Regions from separate parts of the Homo sapiens genome. Here region 2 is linked to region 1. Evidence: read pairs that join two places in POLR2A ChIA-PET (ENCODE). Cell type or tissue: OCI-LY7. All regions are shown on one strand. Each heading gives the region's core, and the rest is flanking DNA. Links, peaks and the distances in the headings are about the cores only.

Region 1 (16,038 bases), core at 4,399-12,398:
ACTCAGGAGGCTGAGGTAGGAGAATCACCTGAGCCAGGAAAGTCGAGGCTTCAGTGAGTCAGGATTGTGCCACTGCACTCAAGCCTGGGTGACAGAGTGAGACCCTATCTCAAAAAATAATAATAAAATAAAAAGTAAGTCCAGGCTGGGCACGGTGGCTCACAACCTGTAATCCCAGCACTTTGGGAGGCCGAGGTGGGTGGATCACCTGAGGTCAGGAGTTTGCCACCAGCCTAGCCAACATAGTGAAACCCCATCTCTATTGAAAATACAAAAAATAGCCAGGCGTGGTGGCAGACACCTGTAATCCTAGCTACTTGGGAGGCTGAGGCAGGATAATCATTTGAACCCAGAAGGCAGAGGTTGCAGTGAGCTGAGACTGCACCATTGCACTCCAGCCTGGGCAGCGAAAGCGAACCTGCATCTCAAAGGAAAAAAAAAAAGGTAAGTCCAAGCAAGATTCTTAACAGATGCATCATGTGCTGTTTTCATTCAGAGAATGCAAGTGCTTAATGGAAATAATTCTGTCATCTACTGTTGATAGCATGCTATTGAATAACATTTATACGTAGGTAAATATGTTTTCCCTCTCCTCTTGATTTTCCTAAATTCTGTTGAATGTTTGAAGCAAAAATTTTAACACTCCTTGATGTGTTTATTAATGTATGCAGAGGGAATCATCAAGACAATTCTATAACAAATGAGAGAGGTAAAGGATGTAAAAGGAGGTACGTTTTCTTGATTTTACTCAAACTGATAAAATGATGGCATCAGTAGACTGTGACAAGTAACATGTATATATACTTTAATACCTAGAACAATGACTTTAAAAGAGATACACCAAGAAACATTATGGATAAATTATCGGGGGAAATTCACCCCCGATATTTCATGTAGGTTCTTTTCTATTTTCCCTAAGTGTCGGCTGGTCTGAGAAATAAAGGGAAATAGTACAAAAGAGAGAAATTTTAAAGCTGGGCATCCAGGGGAGACATCACATGTCGGTAGGTTCCGTGATGCCCCCTGAGCCGTAAAACCAGCAAGTTTTTATTAGTGATTTTCAAAAGGGGAGGGAGTACATGAATAGGGTGTGGGTCACAGAGATCACATGCTTCACAAGGTAATAAAATATCACAAGGGAAATGGAGGCAGGGCGAGATCACAGGACCAGGGCAAAATTAAAATTGCTAATGAAGTTTCAGGCACATGTTGTCTTTGATGACATCTTAATCAGGAGACAGGGTTTGAGAGCAGACAATCGGTCTGACCAAAATTTATTAGGTGGGAATTTCCTCATCCTAATAAGCCTGGGAGCACTACGGGAGACCAGGGCTTATTTCATCCCTCATCGACAACCGTAAAAGACAGACGTCCCCAAAGTGGCCATTCCAGAGGCCTCCCCTTAGGGACACATTCTCTTTCTCAGGGATGTTCCTTGCTGAGAAAAAGAATTCAGCGATATTTCTCCTATTTGCTTTTGAAAGAAGAGAAATATGGCTCTGTTCCTCCCGGCCCACAGGCCACCAGACTTTAAGGTTATCTCCTTTGCTCCCTGAACATTGCTGTTATCCTGTTCTTTTTTCAAGGTGCCCAGATTTCATATTGTTTAAACAATTTGGGCAGTTAACGCAATCATCACAGGGTCCTGAGGTGACATTCATCCTCAGCTTACAAAGATGATGAGATTAAGAGATTAAAGACAGGCATAGGAAATCACAAGGGTATTGACTGGGGAAGTGATAAGTGTCCATGAAATCTTCACAATTTATGTAAAGAGATTGCAGTAAAGACAGGTGTAAGAAATTATAAAAGTATTAATTTGGGGAACTAATAAATGTCCATGAAATCTTCACAATTTATGTTCTTCTACCATGGCTTCAGCTGGTCCCTCCATTCGGGGTCCCTGACTTCCCGCAACAACAAATCAAAATGGAATTCTAAAAAAAATGTTCAATTTACCCATAGCCCTAACATATCAGAAAAAAATGCATTACATGTAAATGGTCTGAATACATCAACTAAAAGACGGATTGGCAGAGTGAATTTAAAAATATGACTCAACTATGCAAGGTCTATAAGAAATTTACTTCTAAAATAACAGTATATGGGTTCACATGGACATAAAGATGGGAACAACAGACACTGGGGACTACTGGAGCAGGGAAAGAGGGTGGAGGTCAAGGCTTGAAAAACTACTTATTGAGGACTGTGCTCACTACCTGGGTGACAGGTTCAGTGGTACACCAAACCTCAGTGTCACACAACATGCCTTTGTAACAACCTGCACATGTAGCCCCAAATCTAAAATAAAAGTTGAAAAATAAAATTAAATAACAATATAGGTAGGGTGCAAGTAAAAGGATGGAAAAAGATATATCATTCAAGCATCAATCCAAAGAAAGTAGGAGCGGTTATATTCACGTAATATATGCTAAACTTCAAGGCAAAGAAAATTACCAGGCACAGAGAGAGACATCTTGTAGTGATAAAAAGGTCACTTTACCAAGAAGACATAGAAATCCTAAACACATATGCACAAAACAACAGAGCTGCAAAATATCTAACACAAAAACTAATAGAACTAAAAGGAGAAAGACACATTTATAGTATAGTTTTATAGTTAGAGACTTAAACATTTATCTCTCAGCAATTAATAGAACTAGACAGAAAATCAGTGCAGTTATAGAAGAACTGAACAACACCATCAACCAATAGAATATAATCAATATTTATGGAACACTCCATCCAACAACAGCAGAATATTCTTACAAAGTGCCTACAGAACATACACCAAGATAGACTACACTTTGGACCATAAACCAAACCTCAACAAATTTAAAAGAATTGAAATCACACAGAGTATTCTGTAGCCACAATGCAATCGAATCAGAAATAAGTAACAAAAAGAGAGGAGGAAAATCTGCACACTTAGAAATTAAACATACTTCCAAATAATCCAGGATTCAAAAAGAAAGTCTCAAGGGAAATCAGAATTATATTGAACTGAATGAAAGTGAAAATATAACATATCAAAATTGACAGAACACAGCTAAATCAGTGATGGGAGGAAATTTACAGCATAAATGCTGGTATCAAAAGGAGAGCAAGTCTCAAAAATAATATAAGCTCTCATCTCAAGAACCTAGAAAAAGAAGAGGAAAATAAACCCAAAGCAAGCAGAAATGAGAAATAATGAAGCTGAGATTAAAAATCAGTGAAATAGAAAACAAATCAACAAAAACAGTAGAAAAAAATCAATGAAACCAAGAGCTACTTCTTTGAAAATATCAATGGAATTAACAATCCTCTAGCAAGACTGGCAAAGAAAAAAAACAGAATGACAGTTATTAATGTCAGGAGTGAAACAGGAAATACCATTACAGACCCTGAAGACATCAAAGAATAATAGTGGTATATCAGATTGCCATTTTACAACTTTACATACATAACTTGGAAAACTTAGTGATTCCTCAAAAAGCACAAATTACTATAACTCACCCAATATAAAATGGGTAATGTCAATAGCTCTGTAATTTCTATTAAGTAAATTAAATTTGAATTTTTACAGAAGAAATCTCTAGGGTCAGATGGTTTCACTAGAGAATTCTACCAAACATTTAACACCAATTCTATACAATCTCTTCCAGAAAATAGAAAATGAGGTATACCTCATCAGTGAGTTTTATGAAGACAATATTACCCTGATACCAAAATCAGATACAGTACAAAGAAAAAATACTACAGGCCAATATCTCTTATGAATATGGTGCAAAAATCTTTAACAAAATATTAGCAAAGGGAATTCAGTAATATATCAAAAGAGCTACACACATAACTAAGTAGGGTTTGTTCCAGGAATGCAAGGCTGGTTCAATGTTCAAAAATCAATCAATGTTGAACATGGAGCTACCATATGACCTAGCAATTCCACTTGTAGGAATATGCCCATGAGAAATGAAAACATATGTCCACACAAAAATGTGTACAATAACATTAATAGGATCATTAGTCATAATACCCTAAAAGTGGAAAGCACCCGGCCCTGCACGGTGGCTCACATCTGTAATCCCAGCACTTTGGGAGGCTGAGGCAGGAGGATCACTTGAGGTCAGGAGTTTGAGACCAGCCTGGCCAACACGGCGAAACCTCGTCTCTACTAAAAATACAGAAATTAGCCAGGCATGGTGATGGGCACCTGTAACCCCAGCTACTTGGGAGGCTGAAGCAGGAGAATCATTTAAATCCAGGAGGCGGAGGTTGGAGTGAGCTGAGATCGTGCCACTGCATTCCAGTCTGGGTGACAGAGCAAGACTCCATCTCAAAAAAACAAAAGTACAAACAACCCAAATGTCCATTACTAAATAAATAAAATGTGGTATATACACACAGTGGATTATTTGACAATAAAAATGAATGGTGTCTGACACATGCTAAAACATGAATAACCTTTGGAAACATGCTCAGTGAAAGAAGCTAGTCACAAAAGGCCACATATTGCCTGACTCCATGTATATATAAAATCTTCAGAACAGGTAAATCCATAGGGAAATAAAATAAAATAAATTAGTTGCTGCTTATGGCTAGGGGAGGGGATAGGGTTGGAGGGAAATGAAGAACAAATGCTAATGAATGTGGAGTTTCACTTGGGTTAATAAAAATGCTCTAAAATTGATCATGGTGATGGTCACACAACTCAGTGAATATACTGAAAAAAAACATTAAATTGTACATTTTTTTTGAAACAGGGTCTCTCTCTGTAAACCAGGCTGGAGTGCAGTGGTGCAATCACGCCTCACTGCAGTCTTGTCCTCCCAGGCTCAGTGATCCTCCCACCTCAGCCCCCAAGTAGCTGGGACCACAGGCACACACCACCACACTCAGCTAATTTTTTATTTTTAGTAGAGATGGGGTCTTACTATGGTGCCCAGTCTGGTCTCAAACTCCTGGGATCAAGTGATCCTCTCACCTTAGCCTCCCAAAGTCCTGGGATTACAGGTATGAATTTGTACACTTTAAATGGGTGAATTATATGGTATTTAATTATAATCTCAATAGAACTGTGAAAAATATCAAGCAATGTAATCTACCATATTAAAAGCTAAAGAAGAAAAATCACATGGTGATATCAATTGATGCAGAAAAAGCATTTAACAAAATCCAACACCTATGCATGATAAAACAAAAACTCTAAGAAAACTAGGAATAGAGAGGAACTTCCTCAGACCTATTAAAGAACATCTGCAAAAGACATAGAGCTAACATTACGCCTAATGGTGAGAAACCTGAAGCTTTCTCAGGAAGACAAGGCAAGAATGTTCCCTCTCACCACTCCTAAACAATTTTCAAAATTCAAAAGTAAACAAAAAAAAAAGTAAAATGGGCAAAGATTTCACTAAGGAGGATATGCACACGGCAACTAAGCACGTGAGAAGACATTCAAGATCGTGAGCCATTAGGGAAATGCAAATTAAAACTATGAGCTATCACTGCACACCTATCAGAAAGGCTGAGATAGAAAACAGGCCAGGCGCAGTGGCTCACACCTGGAAGCCGAGGCAGGCAGATCACCTGAGGTCAGGAGTTCGAAACCAGCCTGACCAACATGGTGTAACCTCGCCTCTACTAAAAATACAAAAATTAGCCAGGTGTGGTGGCGGGCGCCTGTAATCCCAGCTACCGAGGAGACTGAGGCAGGAGAATCACTTGAAACCAGGAGGTGGAAGTTGCAGTGAGCCACTGCACTCCAGCCTGGGCGACAAGAGCAAAACACCGTCTCAAAAAAAAAAAAAGAAAGAAAGAAAAAAGAAAACAGAGACAACACCGCCAGCTGCCTAGGACTCGAGAGGGTGGTTCACTCCTGCATCACCAATGGGAATGTAAAATTGTACAGCCACTCTGGAAAGCAGTTTGACAGTTTTTAAAAAAAAACTAAAATTGCAACTACCAGCCAACAATTGCACTCCTGGACATTAATCCCAGAGAAATGAAACTTTCATTCACACAAAACCCTACACGCAAATGGTCATAGAAGCTATATGAAAAATTGGAAGCCACGCAGCCGTCTGTCCGTAGGGGAGTGTGAAATAGGCTGCGGTGCATGCATGCCGGGAAGACCACGCCACAATCAAAAGGAACAGACAATTCATACACAGCAACGTAGAGGAATCCAGAGTGAAAATCCTCAGTGAAAAAAAGCAAGTTCCAACAGACTATTTACTCTGATTCCATGACTACAACATTCTTGAAACGGCAAAGTTATATCAATGGGGAACAGGTTAGTGGTTGTCCGGGGTTGAGTAGGGGCTCTCGTTCCACCTCACTTCCTGCCTCTTCCCTGGGAGACAGAGGCCTCTGCTCACCCAGAACTCTCCCTCTTTCTCACACATTCCTCATCCAGTTCTTCCAAACACATCCTAACTCCTCCTAGTCCCACCTGGTCATCGCCTCTCATGCAGATGATGGAGCACTCCAATCCCACAGCCTGTCCCTTAGGGGACCCCAACACCCTAGCACACAGCCTGTCTCCTAGGGGACCCCAACACCCTAGCACACAGCCTACCTCTGGGGGACCCCAACACACTAGCACACAGCCCGTCCTCTGGGGTGACCCTCCCTTCACCCCAGCCCGTGGCTGCACTCTCACGGGAACCACAGCTTCAGCCTGGCTTTGCTTTATTGGGCCCCATGCGCTTGACTTGCCTAGGGCAGGGCCACCCTGGGCAGAGCTCCCGCCCGTAGGGACACCTGCAGCTGGCGGGAGAGGGGTAGGGGAGCTGTAAGCCGGCGGCACAGGGCGGAGTATGCCACAGCCCCAACCCACCCCTCCAGGTCCTCCCCGCGATGGCGCCCAGGACCCTCCTTCCAAGCAAGACTCACACCGAAGTCACCAAATTTTAGAAAGAAAAAATAGATAGTTGTGGCTTATTTTTAGAAAAAAAAAATAGATGGTTCAGAGTCGGTGGAACCTTCCAGTCCTCACACTCAACCCCAAATCGTTCGTGTGGGCTACTGCCGGCCCTCTCTCCGGCTCTGCGCTCTTTCTGCCTGCAACCGTGCCCCCGAACTCGGGCCCTGCGAGGTGGGGGTGGGCCCGGGCCCCTCCTGCCGCCCCTGCTGCCAGCACCGTTCTCTCCGAGGCCCTCAACGCCCCGCCGTGCCGTGGCCTTCAGAGCGCGCCAGACGCTCACCAAGCCTGCCCGAGCCCCGCCTCCCGCAGCCGTGCCCAGGGCGGAGTGGGGCGACGGCACCGGTGCCAGGACCGACAGAGGCCAGGGCGCGGCGCCGGGCGTGGTCCTGACACCTGCCCTGCCGGGAAGGGGACGGCGTTCCACGCCTGGGCCCTTCTCCACTGCGTACAGGAGCCTGGGTCACCTGCTCGGCCCAAGAAAAGGCTCCAGGCCTGCGGGTGTGAATGAGCAGCAGCCAAGAGAGCGGTGCTGCCGGCGCTCAAGCTAGGCCGGGTCACCGCCTCCTGCCCAGGTCCAGGCAGCCCCGGCCTTTCCCGCTGGTACTGGCACGCCCGTGGCCGCACGGCTGAGTGCTCCGGGCATGGTGGGTCTGCGGGACTCGGAGCAGAGCTCGAGCTGGCGGATCCCCGGTTGGCGCCCGGCGGGAGGGCAGGAGTGGCCCAGCCAGGCCGCCCTGCGCACTCCCCGCCCGGGTGCGCCCGGGGGACCGCGGCCCTCCCACCCCGCCCCTGTGAAACGACAGCCGGCAGCAGGCGCCGCACGCCGACTTCACAGTGGCGGCGATCAACAGCGTGTGGAAAACAGCTTCTTCGTAAATCTTAAGAACATTGTGGCCGGGCGCGGTGGCTCACACCTGTAATCCCAGCAATTTGAAAGACCAAGGCGGACGGATCACTTGAGGTCAGGAGTTCGTGACCAGGCTGACCAACATGGAGAAACCCCGTCTCTACTAAAAATACAAAAATTAGCCGGGCGTGGTGGCGCGTGCCTGTAATCCCAGCTACTCGGGAGGCTGAGGCAGGAGAACCGCTTGAACCAGGGAGGTGGAGGTGACGGTGAGCCGAGATGGCGCCATTGCACTCCAGCCTGGACAACAAGAACGAAACTGTCTCAAAAAAAAAAAAAAAAGAACATTGTTCTTCGAGTTCTTTAAATATCTGACATAATACCGGCAAGGAACGAGAAGCACCAGGTTTAGGCGCTGAGGTGAAAATTTGGCTGTTGAAAGGCAGTCCCTCTGCAGCCAACTCCCCTCTGGTGGACAGTGTCTAACATCCAGAGAAAACACCCGTCACTGAACGCTCCCCTCCCCACAAAGCGCTGCTTGGCCCCAAATCGTCCCTAATGCGCTGCTCAGCCCCAAGGCGTCCCTCTGAGCGAGAAACCGCCCCTGGCTATGCTTGCAGGGGCCTGGCTGGGTCCACAGGGCATGGCTGTGTCTCTCGGAGCACGGCCCTTCTCTCCGGGGGCCTGGCTGCGTCTGCAAAGGCGTCAATGTGTCTCCGGGGGCGTAGCTTGTCTCCGGGGCGTGGTCGTGTCTCCGGGAGGTGGCTGGTCTCGGGGGCGTGGCTTGTCTCCAAGGCGTGGCCGTGTCTCTGGGGGCATGGCTTGTCTCCGGGGCGTGGTTGTGTCTCCTGGGGCGTGGTCGTGTCTCTGGGGCTTGGTAGTGTCTCCGGGGGCATGGCCTGTCTCCGAGGTGTGGTCGTGTCTCCGGGGGCGTGGCTTTTCGTTGGAGGTGGTCTGTCTGTGTCGGGCGTGACTGTGAGCCGGAGGCGTAGCCGTGTCTCGGGAGCCTGGCGGTGTCCGCAGGAGCGATGCTGTGACCGTTGCATTTGAAGCATTCCTTCTAGTTCCCGGATCCCAGGGAGGGGGCAGGAGAAGCCCTGCGGCCAAGAAGGCCTGAAGAAGCCCGTCCAGGGGTCAGCCTCCTCCTCAGCCGGTCCTGGGCTGAGACAGGGGTGTCCCGCTGAGGGCAGTGTAGGGTGCGGTGCCCCCACCCCACTTCGGGCCTGGACCGAGACCGCGAGTGTGACCGTATATCCCTTCAGGTGGATTTTTCAACATGTGAACTTGGTTAAAAGCTTCTAGAACGTTAAGCCAAACATCGTGGCTTTCCATCCGTTTTCTGTTCTTGTTTGAAAGAGTACGCCTCCTTCCAGCCTGGGAGGAGGGGCGGGGCCCGGGAGAGGGCCTCGGGAGGCCGCGGGTGGGCTCTGCCGAGGGCCGCGTTCGCAGGGCCCCCCGGGACTGGCGGCCCCGCGGCAGGCCAGGCGCACCTCTCGGGGAGAAACGAGCAGCGCCAGCAAACGCGCAGCCGGGCACGCGGCCGCCCAGCCCCGCTCCCAGCCCGGGGCCAGGACCCCTCCCCGCGGCGCCGCTGCCGCAAGCCTCCTCTGCTACCCCAGCTGCGGGCAGTTTGGCCCGGCGCTGTGCCGCTGTAGTTCGGTGTCCCTTCGCCCATCCTGCAGGCCAGCTTGGAAACTGTGTCCCATGCTCCTCGAAACACCGGACCTGCTCCCCGCCGCCCTGCGGAATGCGCCTCCTGGCGCCTCAGTGGGTGGCCGGGCCGAGAGCACAGGCGCGCCAGCCACACCTCCCCACGGGTCGGACCCACACGGACCCCGCCGCGCTCCGCCGAAACTGCGCGGGTCCCGCGGGTGGCCGGCGCAAGAGCCACAGCCCGCGACAAGCCGGCTGCCTGCAGGTCAGTGACAGAACCCCAAATGGAAACTGCGGAAACCCAACAACCAGCGAGTGAGCTGGTAGAGCCAGCGGCCCCAAGGAGCTGAGGGAGCTCCGGCTTGTGGAGTCTCTTCTCACATTTCCAGCATATGGAGAATGCCACACTGGGTCAGCCCCTGCCCCAGATCCTGCCCCCTGGCCTCCAGGCTCTGGGCTTTCCTCCCCTCTGTGGTAGCCTTTATCTCCATTGCAAGCCATCTTTCCACTACTAACAGTTAAAAGCCTCCCCTTTCTCTCTACTCTCCCAAGAAACCTCATCCTCACCTGTGGACAGGTGGCCGCCCAACTCTCTTCTGCAGCTCAAACCACTGTGTCCATCTACCTCTTTGTGTCCCTAGACATAAAGGTACCCAAAACTCCCAGAGTGCTGAAGCCACACCTGGCCTTTCCCAGGGGCCCACTGATCCCACCATCCATCACCCATCACCAACTGGGAATCCCCCCTGCAGCTCACCAGTGCTTCCCTGCCCCGGCCTGGCAACCACACTCAGTGGGAAGGCCTTGGCAGTGGCTTTCTTCAACTCCCCAGCTGCTCCCAACCCCCCAGCCACAGTGATCTTTCCAAAATGCATATGGCCTCAAACTCAAAATATTTCCTTGCTGCCTGCCACTCCAGCATAGAAACGGGGACCCAGGTGACACAGGTGTCATGCCGCTGGGTTTCCAGGGACAGCCAGGACCTCCCCATTCCTGGTATTCCTGATATCCTCAGATCTCAGCTGCTCCAGGGGCTGGAGGTTGCGTTCTTCTCATAAAACAAGAACAGTATAGGCATTTGCTTTTCATCAGTGTAATGAAACTTTAGGGACTTATGATCCTAAATCACATTACACCAATGTGAACTGCACTCAAATTGTTGTAAACTAAATTTGCAGAACAAGCAGTTTTTGTGCAATTCTTTGCAGTCTACTCAGCTCTTTCATCTCTGTGTTCAGGTTCAATCCTCATTAGTTCTTCTATGAGAGATAGTTATCCCCAGATGCGTTCAATGCTCAGCTCCTTGCCCTGGCAGGCCCCGTCCCAGGGTCCTGGATGGCAGATGCCATGCCCGCCCCGCGAAGCTCAGGCTCACCAAGCAAGCAAACCGCAGCTGGTTTAGGTAGACAGCAGCTGCCCACAACTGCTAACAGCCTCGGGTTTCTTTTCCTCAGAATCACTCACCCTAAATCTACACATTGTAGACTGTCACATTGGTCTAAGTAGTGCTCCTCAAAGTGCACTGCACATTAGAGTCACCTGGGGAGCTTCACCGCCGGGCCCCAGGCTCTGATTCGCCCAATGGGAAGGGAGCACCGGGCACTTGTCCTGAGCCCCTGGCCCCTGCCTGGTTCTGCAAACCCAGAGCGTCCACATACCAGGCTTCCTGTGCTTAACATTGTGTCCTTGAAAAGAGCTAGCTGCACTAATGCCCATTGATTTCACTGTGTGTGACCACAGTAAAGAGAAGCAGCTTTGAGGGATTTAGTGTTTTCACTCCAGTGCATTCCATTCTAAGGAAACGCCTGACCACGGCTCATGGCTAGGAGGCCCCGCAGTGCCAGATGCTGCCCTGGAGTTCAAGTGGAACATTTGCTGTCTGAACCTTTCCAAACTCCCCCCACCCATGACCTCATGGCCCACCAGGGGGCGACTTTTTCCTGGGTCGCCTGGCAGAGAGCCGGAGGGGGTGCTCAGGGGGCAGCTGCTGCAGGCCCAGGCGGACTCAGCCGCGCTAGGTCGGCTCCGTCGCACCCGTCTGTGCACACTAACCTTTAGGGGAACTTGCCTTGCTTCCTAAGCCGCGACTCAGCCGGGGCTGTGTAAACCCTCCCTGCCTGTTCCCAGGCTAGTCTGGCTCCTCGCCTCCTTCCTCCCGACCGCGGAGCACGTGCACTTTACCTGCGCACTTGCAGATCTTTCTCCAGGAGTGAGTTTAAGGTCCGCACCTCCGCTCTGGATGGTGAGCGGAGCACAGCCTTCGAAGTAAGAACTCAGAGGGAGCTCGGCGCTCCCGCAGCGGGTCCCCCACCCAGGCACGCCCCCGGCCCGGCCCCGCCCACAGCACTCCCCACTCGGCCCCGCCCACAGTGCGGCCACGCCCGTAGCACGCCCCTCCCGGCCACGCCCACAAAGCTGCCCACATGGCCCCGCCCACAGCTCGCCCGCTCCGCACCCCCGGCCCCTCAGCTCCCCAGCCCCCGGCGGCGCGGGCTGAGAGCAGCTCCGTCTAAGGCCACGCCGCCCCGGCGTCCCCGACAGCGCTCTCCGCGGGGATAGTTTCCAGCTTTACCTCTAAAGAGGCGGCCCAGGACTGCGGACAGGCTTTTCCCTATGAACAAGAACGGGGAAATGCTCAGTGAACATTCTGTTCCCTTCAGAGCTCTCCCAGCGGGCACTGAGAGGCCCTCCAGCTAGGACGCCAAGGTTACACTTGCCGACAGCCCCTCCTGCAGCACAGACACACACACGAGATACACAGACACACACAGATACACAGACACACACAGATACACACAGACACACACACAGATACAGAGATAGACACGATATACACAGACACAGATACACAGATACACATACACAGAGACACACACAGAGACACAGCAATACACAGACACACAGATACAGGACACAGATACACAGATGACACACAAGGACACATGCAGATACACAGACACACATACACAGATACACACAGACACATGCACAGATACACAGAGACACACACACAGGCACAGAGATACACACAGATACACAGATATACACACAGACACAGATACACAGACACACACAAATATATACAGATACTCAGACACAGATACACAGACACAGGTACAGACACACAGATACAGATACAGAGATACATACAGATACAGAGATACAGAGACACACACAGATACACACACGGACACACACAGAGATACACAGACACAGATATACACAGGCACACAGATACAGACACACAGATACACACATGCACAGATACACACAGATACAGAGATCTACACACAGAGATACACAGACACACAGATACGCAGACACAGAGATACACAGATACATAGACACATACAGACACACACACAGATACATGCACAGACACACACGCAGATACACATATACAGATATACAAACACAGATATACGCACAGACACACACAGATACACACACAGATACAGACACACACACAGATACACGCACAAACACATGGAGACAACACAGCTACAGACACACACACAGCTGCAGTGGCCAGGCCCTGCACAGGAATTGGCAGGAAGTAAGAGGCTCCATCCACAGTGTAACAGCAGAGCTGAAAGAGATCTCATGCCTTATAACAGAGCACATTGCACAGCCACAGGGTGGGCCAGGGGTTGCCCTGGTAGCAGGGACCGAGGATGTCCTCGGCATGGCAGGCTCCAGGACACTGAAGTTCCCAGCCAGGGCCCTGACAGCAGGAGAGCCCGAGATCTCTGAGACCACATTCACTGTCGCATGTGCAGACCCCTCAGTTCAGACCGCCGTGTGCGTTAGGTGTGGATATGGCTGGCAAGCAGCCTGCATGGTGACCCCCATCCTTGTGGGATGGCGGCTCCAGGGAGCCTGTGACCACCGATGCACCAGTTCCCGTCCCAGAAATACTGTCTCCTCCTCGCTCATCACTGCACCTGCTCCCCTCCCAGTGCCTCAGGGACACTGTTACAGGGCGGGAAGGGGCTGGGGCACAGAGCCCGGGGGAGGCTCCCTGAGTGGGCAGAAGGCTCTTGGTGTGCACGCAGATCTGTCGAAATGCGGGCTTTGAAACGCCAGCAGGACAGCTGCGGCCAAGCGTGTGGCTCTCTGTGCCTTGCAGGTCACAGTTGTTTTTGTGTAACTGCTGAATGTATGGGGAAGGAGCAACCCTACCCCAGCTCCAGGGATAGACCCTGAGTGGCCACAGTAATGGAGGAAACCCAACTTCCATGCCAGGGACTGGCTCGGGTGAGCCAAATCTATGTGTCCCAGCCCTGGCGGCAGCTGAGGGGTGACAAAGCCCCCCCGCGAGCCGACAGGCACCCACACCCAGCACAGCCACATGCTCACTGTCTCTGGGCTTCTTAGCTGCCGTCAATCAGTCCCCTTGGTTGATTGACCCTCAGGGCCAGATGGGGTTTCCTTTCCTGGTGGCTGAGAGTGAGTGTTGCCTGCAGATGCATCAATGGAAGCCTGTGTGTGACTCGAACAGCCAAACTTGCCTTCAAGGGGCACCGTGCTTCTTCAGTTACAAGTGATTGGGGCCAGTCTCAGAAATGATGTGGTTTCTCCTGAGCATGAAGATTTGGGTCCCAAACAAGATATGATATAGAATTATACTTTTTTGGCTGGCCAAGGAAATTCCAGAAGGAAATCCCAAAATAAGGTCCCCCTAAATGTTCTTGGCAAAGAACAGCACCATTGGAATCAGATATAAAAGCCAAAGGTGGCTATTTCCAAGCAGAGGGCTGGGATGCGGTGTCGCTTTTGTGTACGTGTATGTGCATATTTTATGTTTGTGGGTGACCCAGTGAAGGCACCCTTGGCTTCTTGCCCTGGACAGGCAGTTGTGACTCAGAGGACAATGGTCCAGGAAAGTGAGAAGCTCTCAGAATTGGGCAGGCCTGAGGGTGCAGGAAAGCGCTGCCTCCCCAGACCACAGCATCCAGAGAGAAGAAAGCGCCTCCCAGCCCAGCCCTCCAGCCCCGTCATGGGGAAATCTGTCTACAGCTTCCCTTTATGAATCCTTCCCCAGGGGTCCCCGGGGCCACCTGCTGTGCAGGCCTCTGCAGTCCCCAGTCTCTGCCTGTTCCTGCCATGGTTCAGCCCACAAACCCTATGCACCCACCCCTGCCCGAAGTTGGCTTGATTCAGCAAGCATTCTGTCAAGTTCCCAGATCCTGCGGGTCTGGAATTCAGAAAGGCACAGTGGAAACAGCTCGTCTGCTCCCCACTGCAGCCAGGGCAATGTGAAAGCTGGAAATGACTGGAGTCTGGAGGATCCGGAGGTGCACTTGCTCACTCTAGGGCGGGTCTGTCGGCTCTGCCACGTGGCCCCTGCACCAGCTCTTGGACTTCCTTACAGCATGGCAGCTGGGGCCCAAGAGACAGGAAACAGAAGCCACCAGTTCCTTAGGGCCTGCACCCAGGACTGGCAGGTGTCATTTCTGCCATATTCTATTGGCCAAGCAGTCAAGGAGCCCAAGGAAGGACACAGACACCAGTTCTTGAGGGGAGGAATGTCAAAGAACATTGGAGCCATGTTTTTTGTGTTTGTTTCTGTTTTTGAGACGGAGTCTTGCTCCGTCGCCAGGGTGGAGTGCAGTGGCGTGATCTTGGCTCACTGCAACCTCCGCCTCCCGGGTTCAAGCAATTCTCCTGCCTCAGCTTACTGAGAAGCTGGGACCACAGGTGGGCGCCACCACACCCAGCTAATTTTTGTGTGTTTAGTAAAGATGGGGTTTCACTATGTTGGCCAGGATGGTCTCGATCACTTGACCTCATGATCCGCCCACCTCGGCCTCCCAAAGTGCTGGGATTACAGGCGTGAACCACCGCGCCCGGCCAGAGCCATGTTTTAAAGTTACCACGGCTTTAGGAGGCAGGAGCTGCATAACATGAGGGCATGATGCTACCTTCTGAACTTAAATTCCGGACTTTAAAGACATGTTTAAATGTAATGAGCTGTGGAGTCACAGGAACTCCCATTCATTGCTGGTGGGACCGCAAGATGGTACAGCCACTTTGGAAGACAGTTGGGCCGTTTCTTACAAAACTAAACACTCTTAGAATATGATGCAGCAACCAATGTTCCTTGGTATTTACCTAAATGATTTGAAAACTTATGTTCACCCAAAATCTGCACACGGGTGTTTATAGCAGTTTTATCTGTCATTGCCAAAACTTGGAAACAACCAAGATGCCTTTCAGGAGGTGAATGAATAAACAAACTAGGGTACATTCAGACAATGGAATATTTATTATTCAGAGCTAAAAAGAAATGAGTTATCAAGCCATGAAAAGACACAGAAGAACCTTAAATGCAGATTACTAAGTAAAACAAGCCAATCGGAAAAGGCTGCATACTGCCTGATTCCAACTAGATGACTTTCTAGAAAGGTAAAACTATGGAGACAGTAAAAACATTGGTGGCTGTCAGGAGCTAGTGGGGAGCGGAGGGATGACTAGCTGGAGGGGATTTCAGGGCAGCGGCCCTAGTCTGTATGATACTGTAAGGCGGATACAGGGCATTAAACATTCGTGCAAACCCACAGAAGGCACTGCCCGAGTGAGCCTCGATGTAACCCGAGGCCTCTGGATAATGCTGGTGTGTTGGTGTAAC
Region 2 (8,000 bases), core at 1-8,000, 52 kb after region 1:
CCAAATTCAGTTGTAAGCAGCTTCCTCAGTCTCTGAAGGGCCCACATTCTGTGACTGGCAGCTGAAATGAGCAGAGAGAAAGTATCAGAAGTCTGATGGTTTCTTCCAAGCAGGAAGACAGATGTAACTGTAATGGTGGCATTTACCTAGGGCACTCAGCTGTGCACAAGCTGCCAGCGAGGCCGCAAGGCGAGGGACGATGCTTCTGTTAGAGGCAAGGTTGAGTCGGAAGTCTAACAGACACGTCACCAAGTCCATGGATGGACAGGAGAGGACGCAGCGGTCAGAGAGGAGTTCTTTAGGGCCTGTGAATGAACACTGTAAACATCCCCGGGTTTCACAAGCTAGGTACCACCCCATAAGAAGCCGCCAACGAACAAGGGTGGCTCCACCCAGCCCCACCCACCAGAAGGCAACAGCTGGTGTGCCCACGCATGCCACTGCGAGTCGGTGAGACTCGCTCTTCACACTCACATTTCCACTGTAAACCAAAAGCCTAAGAACTGCACCAGCAACAACTCCTTCCACACCAGGTGAGGAGGAGTGTGAGCCTGACAGCTGGATGGCTGGGACAGATCTGTGTTCTGTTCCACGCCTCAGCAGGGCCTGTGAGAGCACTCACTCCAACACAGCAGAAGGCAGGCTGTCAGGCACTACGTGGACATGTGCACGTGTCCCTGTTGCTCCAGAAACAATCCACAGCCAGTCATCTAACCTTGATCGCCATAAGCCCCTTCCTTACCAGCAGCTGGCATGATGGGATAGACGGTGAAGCGCCAGCCCCAGCCATTCACAGACCCATCGCTGATGAACTTCCACTTTAACTCATCCCCTGGGATGCGCAGCTCGCTGGACCAGTCGGACCACTCTCGGCCTGCGGGAGGAAAGCGCACCCCGGGGTTAGCTTCACTCCATCATCCAATCAACACAAACCTTCTTAGACGCAAAGCAGAATGATTTCCGTCACGTGTGAAGAGCAAGTTCCTCCAATCCAAGCTCTCCCAAGCCGAAGTGCACAGTGACACAACACTCTTGGGATTCACATTTTAATACATACCATTCTTCAGCAAACACGCATTCAGCCCCTGTACCAGGTACCCAGGAAACTGCGGCAGGCGGGCAGACACTGCCCTGGCAGAAGCCACCACCCAGTGGGGAAATGACCCCACCAGCCAGGATACAGTGAGTGGCCTCCAGGTGTCCAGCACACACCAGGCCAGGGGCCATGGGGACATTTCCCGGGAAAGCTCTGATACAACCAGGTGACCAGGCAGCAGAAGGAAGAACCCTAGCTCTCCCAACAAAAGGCCTATGTGTGTGGTTCAGCACGGCCCAGAGTAGGCCGCCCTCGAGGGAGCAGAGGGCCTGGCTGCTGTGGACAGGAGCGGTGGTGTACTACACCTAAGATCTACAGGATCTTAGAAGGCCAAGAGAACCCTGCCAGATTTCTGCTTCAGAAGGACCATCTGCCAGCAGCTCAGGGATGGCCCATAAAGGCTTTCCACTGGATGCAGAAAAACTCACATCCAACAACACTACTGAAAACTACACTGGCAGACATCTGTCAAAGCACCAGAAAAACCCACGCCCACTGGGACCATACCATTTCATGCAAAGCTTTACTTAACTAAGTAACACTGTGTGAATAAAGTTTTCCTGGGACACAGCCACGCCCATTCTCTGGCATCCAGTCTGCATGTTGTTATGACAGAGGCTGCATTACCTGGCCCTTTACAGGAAACACTCGAGATGAAGGATAAAGAGGTCTTAAAAGGTGCATACACACACCCCTGCACTGCCAATTCTAAAATACTTGGTAAAAGACCATTTCACAAGCACCCAAAGACGGTCCTGACCTGTCCCAGCTGGCCTCATGGAGCCCAGCAGCAGAGATAAGCCGGACATGTGGCTGCCTCCACCTACATACAGAAGTCACTCCACACATGGCCATGCCCTCACTGCAGCCAGTAAGAAACAAACCTTTTGAAGAAGCTCTGCAGTATGCCAACCATGACCTTACACGAGCTCTGGCACCTCACACGTCTCCAGCACCTTCTGCAACTGTCTGATGAGGCAGGGCCCATCCGACAGGGATGTGGTACATACATCACAGATAATTACTGTATTTAAAAGTATGGGAAAGAGGCAAGCAAACCCACTGTGTTTCACAGCTGAATAGCATATTGTCCCTTCCTTAAGACTTCCATGAGAATACGAAGGCAGCATTCTGTCCTACAAATGTGAAGGGTTGTGTCTACGGAGACACAGGTGGGTAGATCATGCCCTGCTCAACCTCCTGTCCTTACCTGACCGCACGGAGACGATCCTGTTGACGCCGTCCATGACTGTGAGAGGGTCGTGGCGCCTCTCTGTGGAGCACTGCCGGTCAAATTCTACCCTGAGTCCTTCTGCACCTGAAGGACAGGCAAGCACAAAACATAGCAACCACTCCAGATCAGCACCCAAAGTAGAAACAGTGAAACTAAAACCACATTTAACAGCTAATGAATAGCAGAAAGTCAGAAAGAACTGGCCTCAAAGACAAGCATCTCAGACTGACCACTCTTTCCCCAGCTCATCCCCACTGAAGATCATGTCTGTGGACTGGAAGGCCAGAAAACACTTCCACTTGGCCAATTTGTTTTGTGCGGTCACTCCCGGGCAGACTTTCCTACTGCAACCACACTCCCCTGATCAAGCTTTACAGCGAACATCACACTGACCAGGGGCTGTGGGAATGCCCAGTGTGCAGCCAAGTCAGATGGCAGCTGTGGGTCACCTGGGGAGTGAGCGGCATTGGAGGTGAGGAGCACCTCAACTTCTGGCGTGTCCAGAGAACTGGAGAACCGCTTGGTGTGGAGAACCCGCACATCTGGTGTGAGAGGTGTGCGAGCAGAGGCACAAGAGTTTTCCTTCAGGCTGGAAGATCTAGCAGAGGATGGCACTGAGAGGCCGGGAAAGAGGCAGGGGAGGAAGGAGGGAAGAAGGAGGGACGTGGGGCAGGGGCTCAGGTCCTCTCTTACGGTTACAGGGTTGACAGGCTTGGACTGGTTTTAAGATACTATCTCTGCATGCTCTGTTGGGAGCTGATTCTGGGGGGGCCGCAGGAGGTGGGGAGTGGAAGCAGGAACACAGGGAGGCAGCTAGTATGTGGTTGCTAGGATGATAAACTGGGTGAGACCCCGCGGTGCTCTAGCCCAGAATGTCTAGAGTGAGGGAAAAATGGTTGAATTTGGAATATATTTTAAAAGCAGAGAAAACAGGATTTGCTGGTGGACTAGATATAAAGCGAGAGAGAAACAGAAGAGAAAAAGGGTCACAAGATTTTCGTCTAGGAAAAGGCTGACTAGAAATACCCTTTGTTCTTTAAATTTCTATCATGAAGTAATAGCTTCAAGTTTAAAAATGCTTTTCTGGGCCAGATGTAGTGGTACACTCCTGTAATCTTAGCACTTCGGGAGGCCGAGGCAGGCAGCTTGTTTGAGCTCAGGAGTTAAAGACAGGCCTGGACAACAGGCTATATATTTTATTATATATTATATATTTTAAAATATAAAATTTTAAAAATTAGCTGGGCACGGCCTATAGTCCCAGTTACTCAGGAGGCTAAGGAAGGGGGATCGCTTGAGCCCAGAGTTTGGGGCTGTAGTGAGCCACGATCGTGCTACCATACTCCAACCTGGGCGACAAAGTGACAAAGCTTTTCTGAATCTCACACCTCATTCTAAAAGTTGAAGAAAAATGATTTCACAAAAAAAGTGAGTGAGATAAAAGTATAAGACCAAATACAATAAAAAGTTATTGTTAGAAAAAGGGAATAGGCTGGGTACAGTGGCTCACACCTGTAACGATCTCAACACTTTGGGAGGCCCAGCTGGGAGGACTGCTTGAGCCCAGGAGTTTGAGACAAGATTGGGCAACACAGAGAGACTCATCTCCACAAAAAATAAAAATAAGTTAGCCAAGTGTGGCAGCACAAGCCTGTAGTCCTAGCTTCTCGGGAGGCTGATGGGGAAGGACGGCTTGAGCCTGGGAGGTCGAGGCTGCAGTGAGTCAGAATCACACCACTGCACTTCAGCCTGGGTGACAGAGCAAGACTGTGTCTCCAAAAAAAAAAAAAAGAAAAGTGAGAATAAGGAACAAAATAACATCCCCACAGGCAATAAAAGCAGGCCAGAAAGATACACCCACAAAACACATCAACCCTGAACATTTCAAAACAAATTGAGTGAAATTAGAAAAATGATACAAGACATGAAAGAACCACATAAATCAGACTTACAAAAACCAAAACATTTTATAAAGCTGAAGACAGAATTACAATAAAACTACATTCCAATGGAGACTAAAACAGAGTGTAAAATCAAATAAACACAGCAGATGCTACCTTAAGACAAATAGGAAAAAAGGAGGAAATTTTAAAAAAAGAAACAGAGGTAGAAAGTACTTGAAAGAGAAAGTAACCAACATTAACTCTAAAAGGCATGAACTATGCAATGCATGGAGAGTTACCAAGTGTCCCCAGAAAAGACTGCTAAGCAAGGCTACAGAACAAACACTGCAGACTGTAATTCAAGAGAACGTCCTGCAAAACAGACTTGGGACGACAGACTAAAGGAGCACCCCTTACCCGAGAACATCACCGAGAACGGCCGCATGAACGTACATTCTGGTGAAATCACCAAAAAAACACATGCGGCTGCTAACCGAGAACGGCCACACGAACGCACATTCTAGTAACACTACCGAAGAAACACATGCGGCTTCTAACCGAGAACATCACCGAGAACGGCTGCATGAACGCGCATTCTAGTAAAACTACCGAAGAAACACATGCGGCTTCTAACCGAGAGCATCACCGAGAACGGCCACACGAACGTACATTCTAGTAAAACTACTGATAAAACACACGCAACTTCTAACTGAGAACATCACTGAGAACGGCCACACAAACGTATATTCTAGTAAAATTACTGAAAAAACACACAACTCCTAACTGAAACATCACCGAGAACGGCCACACCAACATACATTCTAGTAAAATTACCAAAAAAACACACACGGCTCCTAACCGAGAACATCACCGAGAACGGCCGCACAAACGTACATTCTAGTAAAATTACCGAAAAAACAAACGAGACTCCTAACCGAGAACATCACCAAGAACAGCCACACGAACGTATAATCTAGTAATATTACCAAAAAAACACACGCGACTTCTAACCGAGAACATCACCAAGAATGGCCACACGAACGCACATTCTAGAAAAATTACCGAAAAATACACGCAGCTCCTAACTGAAAACATCACCGAAAATGGCCACACGAACACGTGTTCTAGTAAAATTACCGAAAAAACACACGCAGCTCCTGAGAACATCACCGAAAATGGCCACACCAACATACATTCTAGTAAAATTACCAAAAAAACACACGCGGCTCCTAACCGAGAACGTCACCGAGAACGGCCACACCAACATACATTCTAGTAAAATTACCAAAAAAACACATGCGGCTCCTAACCGAGAACGTCACCGAGAACGGCCACACCAACATACATTCCAGTAACATTACCAAAAAAACACACGCGGCTCCTAACCGAGAACGTCACCGAGAATGGCCACACCAACATACGTTCTAGTAAAATTACCAAAAAAACACACGCGGCTCCTAACCGAGAACATCACCGAGAACGGCTGCACGAACGTACATTCTAGTAAAATTACCGAAAAAATACATGCAACTTCTAACCGAGAACATCACTTAGAATGGCCACATGAACGCACGTTCTAGTAAAATTACCGAAAAAACACACGCGACTTCCAACCAAGAACGGTCACACCAATGTATATTCTAGTAAAATCACCGAAAAAACACACGTGACTTCTAACCAAGAACATCGCCGAGAACAGCCACACGAACGCACATTCTAGTAAAATTACCAAAAAAACACATGCGACTTCTAACCAAGAGCATCACCAAGAACAGCCACACGAACGCACATTCTAGTAAAATTACCAAAAAACACACACGGCTCCTAACCGAGAACATCACCGAGAACGGCCACACGAACACACATTCTAGTAAAATTACCAAAAAAACACACGTGACTTCTAACCAAGAACATCACCTAGAACGGCCACACAAACGCACATTCTAGTAAAATTACCGAAAAACACACACGGCTCCTAACCGAGAACATCACTGAGAATAGCCGCACAAATGCACATTCTAGTGAAATCACGAAAAAAACGCACGCGGCTGCTAACCGAGAACATCACCGAGAATGGCCACATGAACGTACGTTCTAGTAAAATTACCGAAGAAACACACGCGGCTTCTAACCGAGAACATCACTGAGGACGGCCACACGAATGTATATTCTAGTAAAATTACTGAAAAAACACGCGGCTTCTAACAGAGAACATCACCGAGAACAGCCGAATGAACCCACATTCTAGTAAAATTACCGAAAAACACACACTGGCTTAACCGAGAACATCACCGACAACGGCCACACGAACGTACATTCTAGTGAAATTACCAAAAAAACACACGCAGCTTCTAACCGAGAATATCACCGAGAACAGCCACATGAACGTATACTCTAGTGAAATCACCGAAAAAAACACACGCGGCTTCTAACCAAGAACATCACCGAGAATGGCCACACGAACGTACATTCTAGTGAAATTACCAAAAAAACACACACGGCTCCTAACCAAGAACATCACCAACAACGGCCACACAGACATTCTAGTGAAATTACAGAAAAAACACACGCGGCTTCTAACTAACCGAGAACATCACCGAGAATGGCCACACGAACGTATATTCTAGTAAAATTACTGAAAAAACACACGTGACTTCTAAGGGGAAAAGATGTTATCATTATCATACTTTCACAGAGGAAAAAGACATGATCCAAGGCTTTAATATCCAGAAAAACTACCTTTCAAATTTGAAGGACAAAAACTCTCATGGACAAGTCTGATCTCAGGGACTAATGAGGAATTCACTAGAGTCCACTTCAGACCCCACGAGGACCAGTCAGTAAAACTAAGACTTGAAGACTGAAAGAAAGTATAGTATGTAACAGCTATTATGCTCTTGTAGATGCAGTATAATTATTTTAATAAATTCGAGAAAATTAGGGCATATTCTAAGATTTTTAAGAATTTCAGTAATTATACTGATGTTGGCAGTATTGAAATTATATCCTAAGTCTGTCGTGTATGAAATGTGGTTATGTAAAGCAAATGAAAAATCATGAGATATTTTATCAAACACTCTTGGAACCAGGATTTGATATGGAAGAAAGGAGAGACAGATGTAACAGAAGAAGTACAGACCCCATACTTTTGAATTTGAGTAGAAGGAATCAGCATATTAGCCAGGCAAGGTGGCATGTGTCTGTACTCCTAGCTACTCAGGAGGCTGAGGCAGGAGGATCACTTGAGCCCAGGAATTCGAGGCTACAGTGAGCTATAATTGCACTACTGCACTCCAGCCTGGATGACAGAGCAAGATCCTATCTCTAAACAAATAAATACATAAATAAAATATAAAAAATAAATAAAAGGAAAAAATTTTTAAGTATCAGTATGAACTCAAAAGAATCCAGGGCAGACCCCAGGTGAAGAGTGGCAACCTACAAAAAACCGAGGACACCTTGTGTAGACTGCCTGGACGCTACTGAAGACTACCAGAATCACTTCGGGAGCTACACTGAAGAGGCTGCCACTGTCTAGAAACAGGATAATCTCAGCTTCAACAAAGATAATAACAATAGAGTAAAACAATCACATATGTTCCAAGCCATGAGTTCATAATAACATTAAAAAAAAAAACAGGTCACCTTCAAGAAATAATAGGAAACCAATTCATTCTCTGGTAAATGGAAGAAAGAATCAAGCTTTTATCTTGTCTTTCTCAGGCAAACAGCACCTTGAACAACTAACTACAGGATGAAGGGAAATGCCTCTTTACAGGAAAGTATT

What was found. ChIA-PET counts read pairs that join two places held together with the same protein. Peaks named below come from ENCODE experiments on the same cell type or tissue, not always from the same donor. Only the 100,000 strongest peaks of a DNase experiment are listed, where the experiment ranks them.
Region 2: POLR2A ChIA-PET joins it to region 1 with 5 read pairs; 3 of 35 experiments call an interaction of 5 or more read pairs at or near these places.

Annotation. Positions count from the first base shown.
Region 1 is chr15:28,087,636-28,103,673 of GRCh38, forward strand. OCA2 (OCA2 melanosomal transmembrane protein) reads right to left here and starts at 11,680. Exons shown (of 24, transcript NM_000275.3): 1 at 11,589-11,680. RefSeq lists an enhancer at 10,975-11,627. In OCI-LY7, for the core only: a CTCF peak has its summit at 11,324 (motif pointing right); a DNase peak (open chromatin) is centred at 8,546; H3K4me3 peaks cover 1,445 bases.
Region 2 is chr15:28,143,931-28,151,930 of GRCh38, forward strand. HERC2 (HECT and RLD domain containing E3 ubiquitin protein ligase 2) reads right to left here. Exons shown (of 93, transcript NM_004667.6): 71 at 2,307-2,414; 72 at 743-874; 73 at 147-305; 74 at 1-61. Among named protein-coding and RNA genes, the nearest start is that of OCA2, 49 kb to the left of the region's middle. In OCI-LY7, for the core only: no CTCF peak of the experiment used is centred there; no DNase peak of the experiment used is centred there.